Linked DNA regions of Homo sapiens: regions 2, 3, 4, 5 and 6 are each linked to region 1. A link is a contact called in ENCODE Hi-C or POLR2A ChIA-PET data. All regions are on one chromosome and are shown on one strand. The core of a region is the stretch at or near the end of the contact, and the rest is flanking DNA. Distances in the headings are between cores, read along the strand shown.

Evidence for each region. A loop is a pair of places that touch in the nucleus more often than their neighbours do. ChIA-PET counts read pairs that join two places held with the same protein, here RNA polymerase II (POLR2A). Pooled maps may share reads with other maps.
Region 2: a loop to region 1 is called in a pooled map, with 16 times the contacts of the local background. The contact joins the promoter of MED23 here to the promoter of BCLAF1 in region 1. A Hi-C loop is called at or near these places in 1 of 168 maps with a recorded cell type or tissue (CD4-positive, alpha-beta T cell) and 8 of 50 pooled maps. POLR2A ChIA-PET finds 5 or more read pairs at or near these places in 1 of 52 experiments (CD4-positive, alpha-beta memory T cell).
Region 3: a pooled map shows a loop between it and region 1 (5-fold over the local background). The contact joins the enhancer-like site here to the promoter of BCLAF1 in region 1. A Hi-C loop is called at or near these places in 1 of 37 single-sample maps with no recorded cell type and 2 of 50 pooled maps. POLR2A ChIA-PET finds 5 or more read pairs at or near these places in 1 of 52 experiments (GM12878).
Region 4: a pooled map shows a loop between it and region 1 (10-fold over the local background). The contact joins the promoter of STX7 here to the promoter of BCLAF1 in region 1. A Hi-C loop is called at or near these places in 1 of 37 single-sample maps with no recorded cell type and 9 of 50 pooled maps. POLR2A ChIA-PET finds 5 or more read pairs at or near these places in 2 of 52 experiments (CD4-positive, alpha-beta T cell and GM12878).
Region 5: a loop to region 1 is called in a map of natural killer cell, with 10 times the contacts of the local background. The contact joins the promoter of RPS12 here to the promoter of BCLAF1 in region 1. A Hi-C loop is called at or near these places in 2 of 168 maps with a recorded cell type or tissue (ascending aorta and natural killer cell), 6 of 37 single-sample maps with no recorded cell type and 21 of 50 pooled maps. POLR2A ChIA-PET finds 5 or more read pairs at or near these places in 8 of 52 experiments (CD4-positive, alpha-beta T cell, CD4-positive, alpha-beta memory T cell, CD8-positive, alpha-beta T cell and 5 more).
Region 6: a loop to region 1 is called in a map of B cell, with 19 times the contacts of the local background. The contact joins the promoter of CITED2 here to the promoter of BCLAF1 in region 1. A Hi-C loop is called at or near these places in 3 of 168 maps with a recorded cell type or tissue (B cell, CD4-positive, alpha-beta T cell and naive thymus-derived CD4-positive, alpha-beta T cell) and 10 of 50 pooled maps. POLR2A ChIA-PET finds 5 or more read pairs at or near these places in 6 of 52 experiments (CD4-positive, alpha-beta T cell, CD4-positive, alpha-beta memory T cell, CD8-positive, alpha-beta T cell and 3 more).

What each region holds. Positions count from the first base shown.
Region 1 is chr6:136,288,403-136,291,327 of GRCh38, reverse strand. BCLAF1 (BCL2 associated transcription factor 1) reads left to right here and starts at 1,482. Exons shown (of 13, transcript NM_014739.3): 1 at 1,482-1,615. LOC124901408 (a long non-coding RNA gene) reads right to left here and starts at 1,314. Exons shown (of 4, transcript XR_007059784.1): 1 at 1,171-1,314. RefSeq lists enhancers at 787-906, 1,227-1,446, 811-2,010, 1,957-2,076, 1,495-2,091 and 2 more.
Region 2 is chr6:131,626,825-131,629,749 of GRCh38, reverse strand. It overlaps MED23 (mediator complex subunit 23), which reads left to right and starts at 1,508. Exons shown (of 29, transcript NM_004830.4): 1 at 1,508-1,739; 2 at 2,078-2,109; 3 at 2,267-2,354. The coding sequence starts at 1,701. RefSeq lists enhancers at 1,519-1,688, 1,819-1,868.
Region 3 is chr6:132,494,312-132,497,236 of GRCh38, reverse strand. The region is part of intron 2 of STX7 (syntaxin 7); the gene reads left to right. Among named protein-coding and RNA genes, the nearest start is that of STX7, 17 kb to the left of the region's middle. Within about 2 kb of position 1,481, at least 3 of the 41 ENCODE cell types and tissues checked have a DNase peak (open chromatin) inside an H3K27ac peak, as active enhancers do; they include GM12878, where a contact is called at or near this core.
Region 4 is chr6:132,511,630-132,514,554 of GRCh38, reverse strand. It overlaps STX7 (syntaxin 7), which reads left to right and starts at 1,439. Exons shown (of 10, transcript NM_003569.3): 1 at 1,439-1,548. RefSeq lists enhancers at 1,133-1,332, 1,690-2,191 and a silencer at 1,483-1,972.
Region 5 is chr6:132,813,037-132,815,961 of GRCh38, reverse strand. It overlaps RPS12 (ribosomal protein S12), which reads right to left and starts at 1,393. Exons shown (of 6, transcript NM_001016.4): 1 at 1,349-1,393; 2 at 1,180-1,230; 3 at 874-990. The coding sequence starts at 1,193. SNORD101 (small nucleolar RNA, C/D box 101) reads right to left here and starts at 655; the gene lies at 583-655. LOC107986644 (a long non-coding RNA gene) reads left to right here and starts at 1,674. Exons shown (of 3, transcript XR_001744345.3): 1 at 1,674-2,669. RefSeq lists enhancers at 928-1,057, 1,488-1,767, 1,682-2,428, 2,858-2,925.
Region 6 is chr6:139,373,286-139,376,210 of GRCh38, reverse strand. CITED2 (Cbp/p300 interacting transactivator with Glu/Asp rich carboxy-terminal domain 2) reads left to right here and starts at 1,563. Exons shown (of 2, transcript NM_006079.5): 1 at 1,563-1,798; 2 at 2,259-2,925. The coding sequence starts at 2,267. RefSeq lists silencers at 715-1,024, 1,195-1,574, 2,035-2,184, 2,755-2,854 and enhancers at 1,725-1,894, 2,405-2,464.

The sequences.
Region 1 (2,925 bases), core at 233-2,732:
ACCTCATGTTATGTAAATAAAATCATAATCAGTTATATTGCCTCAAATAGATACTTCATTTTCAACACATGTGCAATAGAATTGCAGAGGGAGGTCGAAGATAATATCCTAGCCTGCAATTTGGGGTATTTTGAATAAATGAATAACAGCATGTATTGGGAGCGCCCCGACTCCCAATACATGCAGAATAGCAGACGTGTATTGAGCCCTTAGTTGTTTTTTTTTTAAATATAGTTCATTCACTCAACAAATATTTCTGAGAACCTGCGAATGCTTGGGACATCAGGGCACAACAAAAAGGCCAAGGATTTCTGTGTCCACATCCTGAGGTGGTAATGGGGTGAGGGACAGACTGTACAATAAAAAACCTACGATTCACTCCATGAAAATGTTGTCGTTTTTCTAGTTCAGCTGGTAAACTGGACTGTGAAGAAAGAATGCTCTAAGCACAGTGTTAAATTCACAACCAGGGCCCAATCCTAGTTTCGATTCACTCACTGACACCCTGGTTGCTAATTACAAGTCTGAAATCCATCAAGGTAGTTAACATCTCTAAACATCAAAGCAATAGCGGTTTTAGGCCCTAAGAAAGTGCAGCCCGGAGAAGTATTAATGCAAAATGTGCTACGGCTGTTATTTAAATTCTATTCAAATCGAATGTGGCTTGCCTATTTATAATCTGACTTATAATTCTGGACAACCAAGCTACGTTGGGCTGTGTTCCTCGGCTGCCACAAATCATCGTCACAGGCTGAAAGCTCAACTGCTTCGTGCTCTTTATTTTTTCATGCCTATGCCAACGTTGCCGATGTGGTAAAGCTGTCATCACGCCGCCAGAAGGGCGGCCTTCTTTGGCACGAGCAGCCTAAGAGGTTTCCGGCTGCTGCGGCTTGAGCTCCGATTTGATCAGACGCCACGAAAGGGATTTAGATCGTGGCCATTTTTCAACTAAGTGCGTCTGCCGAATTTAATAGCAAACCAAAAGCCACATTTTCTAATCTCCAGTTAGGCGTCCAAGAGGAAAAGTGGCGCTTGCTGGCTGAGGGAGCAGCGTGTCTGCAATTACAGCCACGTCTTGCCTCCTGGTCTTTTCCTCAGTGTGGGATTGTCTTTTTGTTTTTTGCCTGGTCTGAGCCGGCCCCACAGAAAGAACAGACCAGACGAGCTTACTGAGGTAAAACGCAGGGGCGGCGGTGAGGTCTAGGGGGTCTACTCAGAACGAGGCAGAGACACCAGCGAAAAGCGCCGTATGGCGAAGCTAACTCAGGCCTGACAAAACACCCACCCTACTCTACCGCCTCTCCGGCCAAGGCTGACGCTACGGGCCAGAGGGCGGAGCCGTCACATCTTCCCGCGAGACCAGCCACGCGACTTCCCAGAAGGCCGCAGGCAACATCTTAATAGCAGCCAGGAAGCCGGACCGGAGCGGAAGGGTGGGCGGGGCTTGCCCGCATATTTAGCGGCACCCGAGGCCACGCCCCAGATCGGAAGTGACGGAGACGTGCTAGCGCGTCGAAGGTAGCTCTATGGTTTTCCTCGCGTTCTTGAGTCGGGAAATGGCCGCTGTGTGGTTGCAACGGAGATAAATTCCCGGAACCGCGATTCGGCGTGTCAGGTAGGCCTCGCAATGTATTCAAGTTACTCCAGGGGCAGTGAAGACCGAGGACAGGCCATATTTTTGACTCTTTTGTGGGTGGTGTCGGGTTGGCGGCGAAAGGAGAACCAAGGAGACGTTGCGCCGTTATTTATGCGTTTTTTCGTTAGCTTCTCTCAGGTTTTCGAGGCACTACGGGCCGAAAAGGCCGGGCGGGGGCGCTGAGCAGTGCTAACGGCGGGCGCGCGCGTGTTTGCGAACCTGCCTGGAGACCCACAGCCCGCGCGGCCTCCCGTGCGCGTGCGCATATCTTCCTCTTCCACCCTTCCCCCATTTCTTCAGCCCGTACCTCTGCGCGCGCCCGACTGAACGCTCCGCGCACGCGCGCTCGTTCATTTTTCTCTCCCCCGCCTATGGCGCCGACGGCCGCTGGAGGTGCAACTTGTGTCCGCCTCTCATTGGCTGGGACTGCCACCTTTCTTCGTGGCCTGTGGGGTTTTGAGAAAATAACTGTGACCCGCAGCAAAGTGCGTTGAGTAGGTCTACCCCTTTTCGCGTGGTCTTTAAAACTGCCCTCCGGCTTCAGACCACCCGTCAGTTAATGCCTCGTTTTTGTGATGCTACTAGGTTTTAGTGCTCTGTTCTGCCTCTCGCTGCTGACCCTGGTTCTCTGGAGTTAATTTCGGTACCCGCGGCAACCTGCTGTTTTGAAGCGAGCGCGCGCTGTTGACTGGTGCTGGTTGCCTAGTTACGGTTCCCTAGCGAGAGGATTGGGTCTTAGCTGGTGGTTCTGAGCGTGGCCCTGCCCCATCCGGCTGAAAGTGCGGTTCTTCATGAGTACTAGCGAAGCCGAGTCTTTTCAAGTGATTCAGCCCATTTAGTCGTGTCAGAAATGTTGCAGCCACGATTGGTGGACAGCTGGTGTGAGAAATGGGTGGGAGTGGCGAATTGGACTTTGCCTTCATTTTAAATTCATGAGTTGGCTTGATTCGCTTTTAAGATTTATTTCTTCAGAATCAAGCTGAAGTACCAGCAGCTACTTTGCTACCTCAGACTTTTTTAAAAAGCATTTTAGAACTGGAAACAAATTAAGACTGAAGTTGAAAGCAAGTGTGGCTAACACTGACGAAAAAGATGAGCTACTTCAGACTTGTACCTCACTGCAACAGCCTCTTTTAAATTTTTTGGTGTTACAAAGCAAAACAAAATTTCTTGTTCCTCTTGTGAATTCTCATTTCAGTTCGACTTTAGTTGGAATGGTTAGGATACTGTTCAGGCAGTAAATAACCTTTACGTAGGAAAAACTGCTACAAGGCTTTTGTATTTTTGTT
Region 2 (2,925 bases), core at 259-2,758, 4.7 Mb after region 1:
AACACACTATAAAGATGCTCAAAGTTGATAAGCCCTGCCCAGCTGCTCAGAGTTTCCAGTTGGCTCTTTAGTCCCCCACTCTAAATCCTGATAGGACAAGGATGGAACAAGAAGCCTGAATTCTCAGCTTTCAGTTTGCTCAGACTCAAATTACCCCCCAGTTTATAGTATGCTGTTCACAGCAATCTAAGCAAACTCCCCTAGGTATCTTTCTAAATTCCTTTCTGTAGAAAAATTTGTATTTCCTCCTTTTCTCCCTGGCACTTTATTAGCATCACTAGTATTGCACATATCACACTCTATTATGGTTTAAAATGTCTATGTCTTCAACTAAGCTAAAGCTCTTTAGAGTAGATACATGGGCCCTAACCTGACTGATGTCCTTCTAGGAAGAGAAAATTACGACACAGACATGTACAAAGGGAAGACCATGTGAAGACACAAGGAGAAGAAGGTCATCTACAAGCCAAGGACAGAGGCCTCTATAGAAACTAACCCTATCAACCTCAACCTCAGACTTCCAGCCTCCAGAATTACAAGAAAAGAAATTTCTGTTGTTTAAGCCACCCAGTCTGTGGTATTTTGTTATGGCAACCCTAGCAAACAATACCCTAAGCCTAACTTTTCAAGTTTTTCTCCAGCAGGAAATCTGAATTATTTCTTTTCAGCTTTTAGTAGCTATTGTGTGGACAACATGGTTGCATGTGCATATTAAAGTTGTTAGAAAACTAAATTTATGCCAGGTCAGACACTTGTATAACAAAACCATGAATGGGGAGTCATCAGCTCATCACTTAGCAGCTACAAAGGAGTAGTTCATGCTTAGCAGTTTGTGGCATTTCACAACCGTCAAAGAAGTGAAAGGCCTTTGGATGTCTATGACTCTCATCAACAATTTTCTTTATGAGGCAAAGAAAGCTGATCATTCAAGACATAACAGATGTTTTAGGGGTTGGTGATGATGGTGGCATATGAAGAAAAACACATACTCTCAACAATATAATAGCAAATAGAATCTAGCAATATATTAAAAAGGATAATATATTATGACCAAGTAGCATTTATACCATAGAAGCAAAATTGGTTTGGCATTCAAAAGTCAATCAATTACATTTGCACTGAGGTTATCATAGCTGAGAAGACACCGTCTCTGTGGCTTCAGCTCCTGGCTGCAGGCCGCTGATGGAGGTCCAGAAGGTCAGCTGCTCACAGACATCAACTTGGTGTCGGCTGCGGCTCCAGCATTTTCCGCAGGCTGCAGCTTCTGGGTTCCAAACTTTTCATTTCTCAGTCTGCAAGCGGGTTAGCCCCGAACAGGAAGCAACTCCTTCTCCAGCCGGGAGGTGGCGGCCTGCGGTCGACGATGCCTCCGGGGTCCTTGGGCTCAAGGTTCCGTTTGGGGGCGCTCTCGTCCGGCTTGCGGGCCGCCCTTCTCCACAGACGGAACCTTCTGGTGGCGCCGCTGGTTTCTGCGGGGTTTGCAAACGGCGCGTACCGGGCCCTTCCCGTCTTCCGTACAGGTTCCTGCTGTTGGCTGGGCTCGGGAGGGAACGCTCCAGGTAAAGCGCTGGGGGAGGAAGCGACGCCGAGGAGCTACGGTTTCCTCCAGAGGTCTCCGCCCCTCTGCCCCTATATTCCCAGAGCTCGAGTCTGATCCGGGCCTTGCCGGGCACCCTGGAAAGGCGGGGGTGATAGTACAGATGGAGACGCAACTGCAGAGCATTTTCGAAGAGGTGGTGGTGAGTGCAGCTGCCGGCCATCCAGGACTACGGCTTGGGGACGGGGAGACGCGGGGGCAGCCGACCAAGGAAACTGGCCTGGGCAACCTCCTCTCACGCCTCCCTTTTTATTCCCTTGTTTTGACACCGAGGTTGTATGCGGGGAAGTTTAGTGATTCTCAAACTGCTGTCAAGTTCATTGTATCCTTTGAAATCGATACAGTGACAGGCCAGACAGGTATTGATAGTTTCAGAGCTGATTAAGGTGACTTGCCCTGTGTTACATTGTAATACTTGGCTAAGGGAGGCGCCTTTTTAAAATTAACATTGTTTACATTTTGTTTTTTTTTTTTTTACAGAAAACGGAAGTTATAGAAGAGGCTTTTCCTGGGTGAGTGTATGCGTGGCAGAGTTTTGTGTTTTTATGTGATTGTGTCTGTCAGATTTTACTTAGTTTCGTGTTGGAAGGTTATAAGATCCACTATTCTGATTGTGTGTAATTACCTTTTTAAAACGAATGACAAATAATGTAATTTTTATTTTTTTAGCATGTTTATGGATACTCCTGAAGATGAGAAAACAAAACTAATTAGCTGTTTGGGGGCCTTCAGACAGTTTTGGGGTGGTCTTTCTCAGGTGAGCGCTTCATTTTTAATACATTCAGCTGATGATTTTTGGCCTCTTCTTTTTTTTTTTTTTTTTCTTTTAACATTTACTTTCATGCTGCTCTTAAGATCTTCCTGAGAAGGGAGAAATAAAATTGTTATCATTTTTTATTCTGGCTTCCATTTGTTTTAATTTGTATATTTCAGTGGAAAACCTGTGTTGAGAAGTCAAGTTGATACTGCACAGTGTGAGATGTTTAAAAAAAAAAACCTCCCCTATGTTAGATTAATTGAGATCATTTTCATCCTATTCGGATTTATTTGGTACACTTGAAAACAGATATGTTAAGCTTTACTTGTCAAGGATACAAATTCCATTTTTCTGCTAAATAAAGGAATTGGCACAGCATTGATACAAAGATGCTACAATAGGAATACCAAGATTCTATAATAAGGATAGGAAAATATTATAGTAAAAATGAGGAGACAAACTGTAAAAGTAACAAAGAACAGCTACCAGAAAATGTATCCGTGAAAAAGACAAAAATGTGTCATCCTCGAAGAGCTCACATTGCAGTAGTGCCTTACCTTCTCATGGTACA
Region 3 (2,925 bases), core at 232-2,731, 3.8 Mb after region 1:
GTATTCCATATTTAAACATACTACAATTTATTTATTCTTTCTACTGGTTGTAGTGTTTCCAGTTTTTGATTTTGTTTTTATTTTTTGCTAGGATGAACAATGCTTCCCAGAACATTCTTATATGTTCTTTTGGTGCATGTATGTGAAGGAATTGGGTTACTGGCTCATAGGATATGTTTATGTTCAGCTTTTGTGGATAACAGCTAAACAGTGTCCTAAAGTGGTTGTACCAGATATGAGTACAGCCAGTGTATCAGAGTTTGTGCTGCTCAAAGTCCTTGTCAACATTTGATGTTTACAGCTTTTTATTCATTTTAGTCATAGGTTTCTCATGATTTACTTTGCAATTCTCTGATTAGAATCAGAGTTTTTAGAGTGTAGCTGAGCTAAAGAAATCAATGAGATAATCGGAAACATTTCTAATCAAGCAAGCTGTATGTGATTGCATGTACATTTCCTGAAATCAGATCCAAATAGCGGTGTGACCTTGAGTAAGCTCTCGAACCTTCCAAGACATGGTTTTCTCATGTGTATTTTCTGTGGGCTAGGTTATGGTCTCTTCAAACTTTAACAGGCAATAATTCTAACCAAAGTTTTTTAAGAGTCCCGAAACTCTTCTAACAGGTACAAGATTATTCTATGTTTTGTTAAGAGGCTGATTGCCATATCTGAATCCATAATGCATGCTCATAAAATCCCATAATTGAAGAAGCCATCACACTCAAGACTAGCTAGAGTTCCACCAAGGCTTATGTATTATTTTTAAGTGTTAGGAGATGGGAAAGCTGGGGCACAGAGGTTTGTATCCTGTCAGAATTAACAAAATTTTGTATTGAAGGAAATTGGTGAATAGAAATGAGAATAGCTATGAAACACAGTCCTTGAGATAAAAATTTCCCTAACTCCTAAATAACATAGTAAGCCTTTCCACTAGTGCTAATGTGAATTCTCGCATTTGAGTATTTTTTTTTAAAATAATAACCTGAAAGAGGAAGATGTAGTGTGGCTAAAGTTGGAAAGTGAATAAAACAGATATATTGGAAACATAAAATCTACTCATCAGAATTTATGAGTATAGAAGTTTCTGCTAAAATATGCATCATGTATCACATGGGCTTGTGGATGTGTGTTTTTTCCAGAAAATTTGGAAAGACAGAACCTTCTAGGGGCACATAAAGTATGAACGTAAGCTTTTAAGTGCTAAGAGAAGGTGACTGAAAAATATTTTTGTTGAATCTTCACTTGTTTCATTTTTAATCATCTCTCCTACAGATTAAAGGTATTAGTTCAGCATAGACTTTAGTTTAAAATCGAAACAGATGTTTTTGGTTTCTCTGTGTTATAATTAGCTTCCTATGCTGCAAGTATACTTTTCAAAATTGTTTATTAAGAATTGGTGCATGGCTCCTGTCCCCATAAGGTTCTTTGAGATGAAATTAAAAGTCTATGTAAAAGTGTGAGCCCTTTTGTTACTTTTAGAATGATCACAGTTCTTTTAATTAGTTAGGGTCTGGTGAAGGGGACACTTGTTTTTGCATTTTAACACATGACTGCACAAAAGGGAAGCTAATATTATCACTTTTTTTTTTGGTGCCAGGGCAAATATTTTTTTAAAAAAGGAGCTCCAGTCCTGAGAAATTAATGAATTTACTGGAACCATATATTTACTCAGGAATTAAGAATGTTTCCTTTTTTTCTGGGGTAATCTGTTGGTGGGATGGGAAGGCAGTTTATTAAAGGAAAAAGAGTTGAAAAATTGTTGCTTCCCTCCTCCTAAAATGCTGTTTGAAATATTTATGTCTAAGATTGCACATCTGAAAATGTGGTTGGATGGTTTTTTCCCCCACTTAGAGGAGAAAAACTTCAGTAGTTTTTATTTCATTGTGATTTTCTTCATGCCTAAGGTGCTAACATAAAACAGAGATAGATGTGAAAGTTGCTATCTTGTCCAAGGAAATTTTAACAGAGTGTGACAACTTTTCTTCTCTTCAGTGACTTTTCCTTTATGACTGAACATGGTGTTTATGGCCGGATATGAGTGAATTCTTTGTTTTATGAACTAAATCTTTAAGATGTGGCTCCAAGATGCTTCAAGGAGCTTTATCCCTCACTCTCCTATCTGTGAACCATACATATGCTTCTGCCCTGAACATGAACTTTCTTACCCTTGGTTCCAACCCCAAACCATAGTAATGGGTGTCTTCACTCCCTCTGTTTAATCTAAGTGTAAATCTTAGTGGTTCTACCGGTCAGATCTGTCTGTGTCTCTCCATCTCTGCCATTACCACATATGCTCAAGCTGCTGCTATTTCTTTGGATGACTGCAGTCTCCAAATTGTTCTCCTCACTTCCATTCCTGCCTCTTTCCGTCTTCTCCAAATAGTTGCCAAGGTAAACCTGTAAAACTGTAAATCAGATCATGTCATCCTATAGCTTGAAAGGCAACAGTTAAATTCTGTGGCTTTTATAATCAGATATAAATCCCCACCATGCCCCACAATATCCTCAAGATCTGATCCCTGCCCCCACTTGTCAACTACCACTCTCTCCCATGGTGCTGCTCTGCTGCTCCACATTCCACCAGGTAGATCTTCTTTCTGCTTAGTGAACAGTCAGCTCATCCTCACCTCAGGGCCTTTGCACTTGCTCCTCTTCTGCTTCAGACATCTTCCCAGATCTACATGTAACTGGTTTCTTTCTGGCATTCAGGTCTTAGGGCCCAAAGCTCACTTGTTTAGCAATGTCTTCCCTGCCTTATCATTTTGCTTCCTCCAGTCATTCTTTTTCTCATTAACCTGTTTTGTTTTTATATTGCCTTTTATCAGTAAATTAAAGTACTATTATTGTTTACTTATTTTTTTACTTTCCTACTAAAACCTTGGCCCCCAGAGATAAAGGGCTCATGTCTTGGCTACAGAAGTATTT
Region 4 (2,925 bases), core at 190-2,689, 3.8 Mb after region 1:
TTCAAGACACCTGGCTGAATTTAACTTGGTAGCAGCCAGATTCACAGATGGAATACTGTGTCAGGAACTCTTAGTAATTCATTTATCTTAATACTTCTAAATTTTGCAAGTTTGTCTAGACTATAATTCTTTTTTTTCCCATTTGAATACCAAAGGATGAAATCTTATTCTAAGTTTTCAAAAGACCTGGAAGGAATCCACTCATAACATATTTTAAAACAAGGAATTGGAATGAGCCCAAGATGAGGGCTCAGACAGCTAAGTTTTGGGCCCAGCATAGTCAGTAACTATCAGGGTAACTTGAAGAGGCCACTTAATCTCAGGTTCTTCTGTAGTGCATTGTACCTTCCCTCCCCGGAGCCCAGAGTTCTATCAAAGGTAATATGAATGGGTATTTGGAAAGTGCACTAAACCTCACATGGATGTAAGATCCTTTCATGTGTTCCTTCAATGATTGAAATGTTTCTTCCTACGTTCACCAGCCACTTCCTAATTCTCAAGTACAATGCACTACTTTCAGTTCTTTATTTACTTGAACTTTGTGTAACAGGTGACATCATGGACAATTCCCTCCTTTTTTCCTTCATTCTCTAGTTTACCTTTTCCTGGTTTATTTCCTATCTTGTGGGTTACTCGTTTTCAGGGTTATTCTTTCTCTGTCCATCTCTCTTAAGCAGACAACATTCCACACTTAGTGTTGGTGAGTTCCAATCAGAATTCTATCCTGGGTTTTGTTTTTTTCCACCTAAGTGCGTCTGGACTTTTGATATCACCTATCCGGGTAATCATTTTAGAAAATAGTGTTGCCTTAATATAGGCAAAGGCTAAGCCAATCTATCTTCTAATTAATTTGGAGAGGGCTTTCTTTCATTTGTAGCAATTGATGCTTTTCATCTAACAATTACAATATATTTGCATATTTATCATTGGAACTGTCTCTGCTTGTTTTAAACCCTGTGAAAACTACGCCCTGCTTTTCAGGAATGCTTAGAATGACTTGTATGTACTAGGAAAACTTGTTTACAAGTGAGCACCCAGAGATGACTCTTCACTTATTCCTTCATTGTTCCTGCTAGGATTGTGTACTCGCCTTTGCATTTTTCGATAGAGCTGTCAACGCGATCTACTGCAGTTAAAGGTTAGCAAACAAGACAGGCAAGAGCTAATGGGGCGGGGTGAAGACCCGCGTGCAAGAAGGCTGGCTTCACCAGATAAAGAAGACAACTGTCCTCCATTCTGTCCTTTTTTGCACGCAGGCTAAGAGGCGTTCACCATCTCTACGTCAGGCTTCAAAGAACAGCTCCCTTGCAATTTTGCTGATACCCCCATTCCTTAGCTTGGAACCGGAGGGGCGGTGAGGGCCGCTGTCACTCAGCCCCGCGGGCCAATAGAAAAGGGGTGAACCCCGCCTTCTTCCTGAGTTGTGCTGCGGGCATGCGCACTGGGCGTCCCCACGCCACCGCCCATCAGCTGAGAATTGCAGCTGAGGGCTCCGGGGTAGGTGGGTGACGGCGGTCGGAGGTGTAGGAGGGAGCCGTGGAGGTCCAGGTAAGAGGACCCTGGGGAGGGGGCTCCCTGGCCGGGCGACAGGGAGGCGCGGTGCCCCTGCGGCTGCTGCGCCTTCTTGTTTGTGCGCGTGGTCAGGTGGCCGCCGCCCTGCGCTCTGCAGCAGGCACTCGGGAGGCTAGGAAGGGCGGGACTGCCCCAGCTCCCGGAGCGCCTGCGGCTCCCCACGCCCCCCGGCCGGGTGCAAGGGCGCGGCGCGTTCCGCATTCCGGGTGCGCGCGGCTGTGGTCAGGTGGGCCTACCCAGCCACGCACCCGCCGCGGTCCCCTGGGCAGAGCTCCGGAGGCGCACGGCTGGCGGAGCGCACCCCGGGGAGGGCGCCAGAGCCGGCTGGGGCCCAGCTCAGGAATCCAGACACGACCAAATGACCTCTTCCTCTTTTCAACTCACGGATTGAAAAACACACTAAACTTCCCGAATATAGAGGAACTGAAAAATGTATGGCTGTAGCAGGCGAACCGTGTATGTTTATTTATTCAGAGGATCGTAGTATTGTTTTTTTAATTTGGCTTGATGACTTTAACATACTTTGACATTCTTTGAGTATACACCTTTAATTAATTTACATAAAAACCTTTAAACGTACATAAAATATTTCTAGTATTTCCTCCACCTTGTTTTCTAGTTACTTTCTTTAAATTCAGACAAAGAAAAAAAGTTGCATTTCTGATCAAATGCTGTGTGTTTTTTCCCACAAATTTCTTACATTTGTTTGGCTCTTATCTGTATACGTTAATTTTTGTTTACCTCAGATCGTTGTATTCTGACTATAATTATATATAATATATAAAACTTGCCCAGAATCTGGAAGAAAAGAAAGTAATTATGAAATGCTGTGCTATTTAATAATGTTGGAAGTGGACATTTCTTCTGCAGGTTCTCTGAGCACACCTGGGCAGAGGCTGATAACGGTGTTAAACTGTGTTTTGTGTTGTGGACAGGCCTTATAGGCTACTTTGAGAAGTTGGCCTCAGACTCGTGACTAGTTAAGAATTATGCTCTTAACTTCACAGTTTCTGTAGAGGTTAATATGATACCATATTAACTGATTAACATCATAATTTTTCCTCAGATATGTTACTTATGTTGCTCTTGATAACAAAATCAATCCTTATTTTGGTTATGACCCCAAACTTTAAGTGCTGATGATTGAAAAGTAAATTATAGAAAATATTCACAGTAAGTCTGAGTGAAGTTTGCTGTGATTCCATTTAATTTGCAAGTTTCATGTGTGAAAGTATGAAAAAAACAATCCTCGGTATTGTGAACTAAAACCAAGTAGTACAAAAGGTCAGTGATGAAAGAGCTAAGGCCAAAGAATACAGTTAATGTAGTTTTTGCAGAGGATACTTATGTAGA
Region 5 (2,925 bases), core at 144-2,643, 3.5 Mb after region 1:
TACTCGGGAGGCAGAAGAATCGCTTGAACCTGGTAGGTAGAGGTTGCAATGAGATCGCGCCACTGCACTCCAGCCTGGGGGACAGAGCAAGACTCTTTGTCTCAAAAAAAAAAAAGAAAAAAGAAAAAAAAAAGACTGTGGCATTAATGGAACAGTTATGAAATGCCATGCAATAATGCCGAAATAGAAATACAGAAGACTCATACTAGGACCTACTAAATACATTAAACAATAATGCCGTTTCCATCGGATTGAACTGGCTAGATTACACCAAAACGAACTTGTCCTGTAAAACCTTAAAACTGCATTTAAATTCAGCTCAAGAGTAGGTTGATTTGTCAATGCCACCACCCTAAAAAACACATTAACTCGATCCATTCAAATACATTAACAAATATCCCAAATTCAAATAAATCACAGCTATTATACTACTAAATTCATCTAGGACCAAATGCTTCTGAAACCTGAGTTTGAAATTCCATTAAATTAATGCTTGTTTTGCAAACTACCAGATGTAATGTGGCTCTCCATCTCATCTATCTGCCAGATAAGTATAAGACTGACTAGCTCCACAACCTACAGGTTTGTCAGACTCTTATGTTTCACTCATAAAAGGAGTGAAGGGGTATCCGACAATTAAAGTCATCATTCAAACACTGTAGTTTTGAGTGCTTATCCCCATTCCAAACAGCAACCCACACATTTTAAGTGGGCTTTATAGATCTGAGTTCTGATACCTTTTCCTAGGTTTCCGGTAGGACGGATGCCATTCAGAACTTTTGCGCTAACACCATGAACTCCATGCCTTCTTCCCTTGGGTGGCAGTTTTGTTCCGGTTGCAAGAACCCACAGTATTGAGACTGATACACGTACTTGTCTAAGGCTTTGGCAGCTTCGCGAATTCCACGTGCTAGGCCATCGTGGATGAGGGCAGTCTTCAGAACCTCTTGTAAAGCAGTATTAACGTCCATTACACCTCCAGCAGCAATGCTTAAACGCGACACATCAGAACCATCAGTTAAAATCCTCACACCACATAAGGCCTTGCACTCAGCAAAAGCTAAGTGTACAACAGACGCGCTTACGGCGACCCGTTTGACCCAGTCCTGTTCCGCCAGCTCTAGCCCCACGCCTCAGCCGCACCCCGACCCCAACTCCAACCCCGGCCCCTGGGCTCACCCTTCCTCGGCCATGGCGGTGGGTTACGGGTGAAGTTGAATCTTGAACGCACTAAAAAACAAAAGCATTGACTTGTTAAAGAACCAGATACTCGTCACGAATCCCAGCAAGAACGCAACGAGCCACAAATTATAACCAATACACCCCCCTGCCGCCTCGCTCAACTTACCCCAAGCCTCCGCCTCCGCGCGACTCGGCGGCGGCAGGGAAAGAGGCCTCATCCGCACGCATGCCGGTATTTAAGGGTTTTTCAGGTCCCCTGTGCGCATGTGCACTCCCACCCTCGAAAGAGGTGGCTCCCGCAGTGCCGGGCCTGGGGAGTTTCTGTTTCCGGATTGAGGCGGTTCTGAGGCAAACGTACTGCGAGTTTTCTATCTCTGCCAGGCCGGTCCTTGGCGAGTGCAACAGGCACTACGCGGGCAGCTTCGCGTTGTCCTTCTTTGCGGAGGCGTGGCCCACCGAGGCCCAGGGAACTCATTCTACGGAGCGCGACAGAAGCCAAACAAGTGTGTCCGCGTGTTCTTTAAGGCACCTAGAGCCCTGTATCCCGCCGAGCGCCAGTTTTAACCCTTTCCACACCACGTTCTACTTTCCTGTTGCTTCTACAAGACCCAGCCTCCCCAGGCAGCGCACTTTGTTCCTTCGCTTCTAAGTCACCCTGAGAGACCATGTTTGTGTCGTTGTGGGTGTGATCCTCATCTTTGTCTTCATGAAACGAGAGCCTACATGCTTTCACTCTTCCAGGCTGGAGTGCAATGGCGCGATCTCAGCTTACTGCGACCTCCGGCTCCCGGTTTCAAGCGATTCTCCTGCCTCAGCCTCCCGAGTAGCCGGGATTGCAGGCGCCTGCCACCACCCTGGCTAATTTTTTGTATTTTTAGTAAAGACGGGATTTCACCATGTTGGCCAGGCTGGTCTCGAACTCCTGACCTCAGGGGATCCACCCGCCTCGGCCTCCCAAAATGCTGGGATTAGAGGCGTGACCCGCCGCCCCCGGCCGCTTTCACTATTTCTAAGCCCTTTCCCTGCGGTGTGTTGGTAAAGCGGAACCCTGCAGCCAGGGGTCAATTCTAGTTTCTAAGTATAGCGGGAGTCGCTTCTGAACGAAGTTTGTTCTGCTTTGTTTGGTTTTTAACGACGCGTTGTGCTCGGAATACACAGTTCCGCGCAACTCAGAATTCCTCAGGTGCATTTTCAACACCTACAATGTGCCTGACGCAGGGCCAGGTCCTGGGACTACAGACATGAAATATCCAGTCTTTGAGGAGTCCATTTTCTTCCAGGAAGCAATATTTTAAATTTGGAAGTGATTGGCCATTCCCCAATCCCCACTTCCAAACCAAACGCACGAAACACTACTGAATATGATCAATACTGCCTTTGTGTTTAATTTCCTCTCCTGGGTAGTCAGCCGCCAAACCAGTGAGCAATTATTAGGCGCTTGGCACGTGCCAGCGCTGTGAATCCAGTGGGCAGATACTGTTAGACTGGTGAGTGCAGCGAAAAAAACAAAAATGGGTAACGCAGTAAGAGCACCAGGGAGTTCACCAGAACAGAGACCTGCTGTAATGTTAATAAACTGATAGAGTTCAGTTTACTGATAGAGTTCAGTTTTAGATTTTCCGCTGGTTTCAGTTTCATTTTTAAAGCGTTGAAGCTGCTTCTCTGTCAGTAACTCATGCAAATGTTTATTGAGCTTTTGATTTAAAAAAAAAAAAAAAACGAGGAATTTATAAAGATGATTCA
Region 6 (2,925 bases), core at 314-2,813, 3.1 Mb before region 1:
AGAAGGGGGAAAAAGACGAGGGGGGGGCGGGGAGGCGGACTCGCTCTTCGCAGCAGGAAGTCTTCAATGGCTATCGAGTTATGAAGAAACAACTGCCCAGAAGTCCTTATTCGGAGCGCTAAACTCGATTTTACCACATAAAGAGCAATGTAAAAGCTCAGAACAGCCCCATCATGGTGTTGGGGAAACAACTCGGCTTCCCCATGTGAGAAAGCCAGAGAGCTCCGACTTGGTAGTAGCCCAGACCTGTGTTAGGGGTTTTATTTGCAAGTCAATGAACCAAACGGGCGACCAGGCTCGTTGTGCCGCGTTGTGGAAGCAAGGTTATTATTATCGCCCATTGCCCCACTGAACAATTTCACTGAAAAGGAAGAGTCCCAGCCGTGTGTGTGCGCGTGGTGCCATACGGGACGTGCAGCTACGTGCCCACCTCCAGAACGACTTTATTTACAAAGCGATTACCACGTTATCTATTTGTTTTCCTTTTCCAGCAAGAGCAGCCTTACTCAGCCCTCAAATTTCTTAATTACAAACCCGTTTGCTTCTAAATCAACCCCAAACCGTCAGGCAGAGCCCGGAGGGAGGCTCTGCAAGTTTGTACACACCCCCACCTCCCGGATCCAGGGCAACAGCAGAAGCAAGTAACTGTGTATGTGCAAAAAGGTGGATCTGGGGACGAGGATCGCTGAGTTTGTTTACAGAGCAGAGACGCCTCAGCTCGGATGCCAAAGCTACCAAGAGCTGCAAACGCAAACTTAGCAGAAGCACACGTACCCCGGGAGCGGCAGGCGGGCCCGAAAGCGCGGACTGGAATTCCAGGGCGCGGGAGCGGGGGTGGCCGGGCCCTCGAGCGCGCTCCGTCCACCTGCAGCGGCTGCCCCTCCCCGCCCCCAGCTCCTGTCCTTGAAAGGAGTGGAGGAAAAAAATGCATCTACAAGCGGTGATCTAGAGTAGGTCTACCCACTGCCCGTATGAAAACACAAAGGCACAGCCTAGGAAGGCGCGCTCAGGAAAGGGCGCATTATTTGTCCGGGTCTTTAAAACCCAACTCGAGGAAGCACAGCCATTCTTCGCTGCCTGTGGAAGCTTTTGCAAAACCGGGGAGGCACAAGGGCACTCTGGAGGGCGGGGGGCGCTGGGCGAGTCCCCTTTTCCCGTAGAGAGCGGGGCAGATCGCTAGGTGAACCGAGTGAGAAAGCTGGGGGTGGGGTAGATCCAGCCTGAGGGGGGCGGTGAGCTCTCCTCGTGGCTATCCCGGCAGGCTCTACCTTCGGGCGGGGCGGCAGGGGAGGATTTTCCCCCTGCCTCGGGGGTGGCTGAGCCAACCTCGCGTTTCTGGGCCGGGAAGAAACCAGAGTCGGGGGGCGACGGGGCGACTGGGCGGCCCCCGGGCCCCGCAGCCTCTGCAGCACGTGCCGCGGGCGGCGGGGACGCGGCTCCGGGACCCGGTCCAGGGTGTTCGCGGTGTTCCGGAATCCGCGTCTTGGCGCCGCCCGCCCTGGAGGCTCTCGCTCCGCCTTTCCGAAATGCCTATATTAACTGTGGCCAAAGCCCTAAGAAACACAGCTCATTGTTGGCAGCTGCCGGGCGGTCCTGCCGAGCTGTGAGGGCAACGGAGGGGAAATAAAAGGGAACGGCTCCGAATCTGCCCCAGCGGCCGCTGCGAGACCTCGGCGCCGACATCGCGACAGCGAAGCGCTTTGCACGCCAGGAAGGTCCCCTCTATGTGCTGCTGAGCCGGTCCTGGACGCGACGAGCCCGCCCTCGGTCTTCGGAGCAGAAATCGCAAAAACGGAAGGTAAGCGCGACGGGCGAAGCTGGCTGGGGCTCTTGCCAGCCCAGTCCTCCGAGGGCAGGGTTTGCCCGGAGGAAGAGCGTGAGGCGAAGCTGGGGAATAACAACAGGATGTGCAACAACAGGATGAGGAGGGCTGATTTAATGCCTGAAGTTCGCAGCAGGGCTACGGGGCACTTCCTTTATTAGGCCACTTCGGGGAGCAAAGGGGGTGTGGGCTCGGGTCCCCCCGCCCGATCGCAGGGGAAGGGGCTGTTTGTGCAGCGTCCGGCTGTGTTATGAGTGGTAGCTCTTCCGTGGTGGCTAGCCCGGGTGCACAGGCTGTTAGTGGGATCTTGGGGGTGGTGGTTCGCAGCCGACGTGCGCCCGGGAATCCTGGGGGGCAGAGGCGAGCAAAAGTGGGGTGCGCTGTGGTGGGCGACACGTGTGGCGCGGGTCTCATTATCTGCCCTTTTCACTTCCAGGACTGGAAATGGCAGACCATATGATGGCCATGAACCACGGGCGCTTCCCCGACGGCACCAATGGGCTGCACCATCACCCTGCCCACCGCATGGGCATGGGGCAGTTCCCGAGCCCCCATCACCACCAGCAGCAGCAGCCCCAGCACGCCTTCAACGCCCTAATGGGCGAGCACATACACTACGGCGCGGGCAACATGAATGCCACGAGCGGCATCAGGCATGCGATGGGGCCGGGGACTGTGAACGGAGGGCACCCCCCGAGCGCGCTGGCCCCCGCGGCCAGGTTTAACAACTCCCAGTTCATGGGTCCCCCGGTGGCCAGCCAGGGAGGCTCCCTGCCGGCCAGCATGCAGCTGCAGAAGCTCAACAACCAGTATTTCAACCATCACCCCTACCCCCACAACCACTACATGCCGGATTTGCACCCTGCTGCAGGCCACCAGATGAACGGGACAAACCAGCACTTCCGAGATTGCAACCCCAAGCACAGCGGCGGCAGCAGCACCCCCGGCGGCTCGGGCGGCAGCAGCACCCCCGGCGGCTCTGGCAGCAGCTCGGGCGGCGGCGCGGGCAGCAGCAACAGCGGCGGCGGCAGCGGCAGCGGCAACATGCCCGCCTCCGTGGCCCACGTCCCCGCTGCAATGCTGCCGCCCAATGTCATAGACAC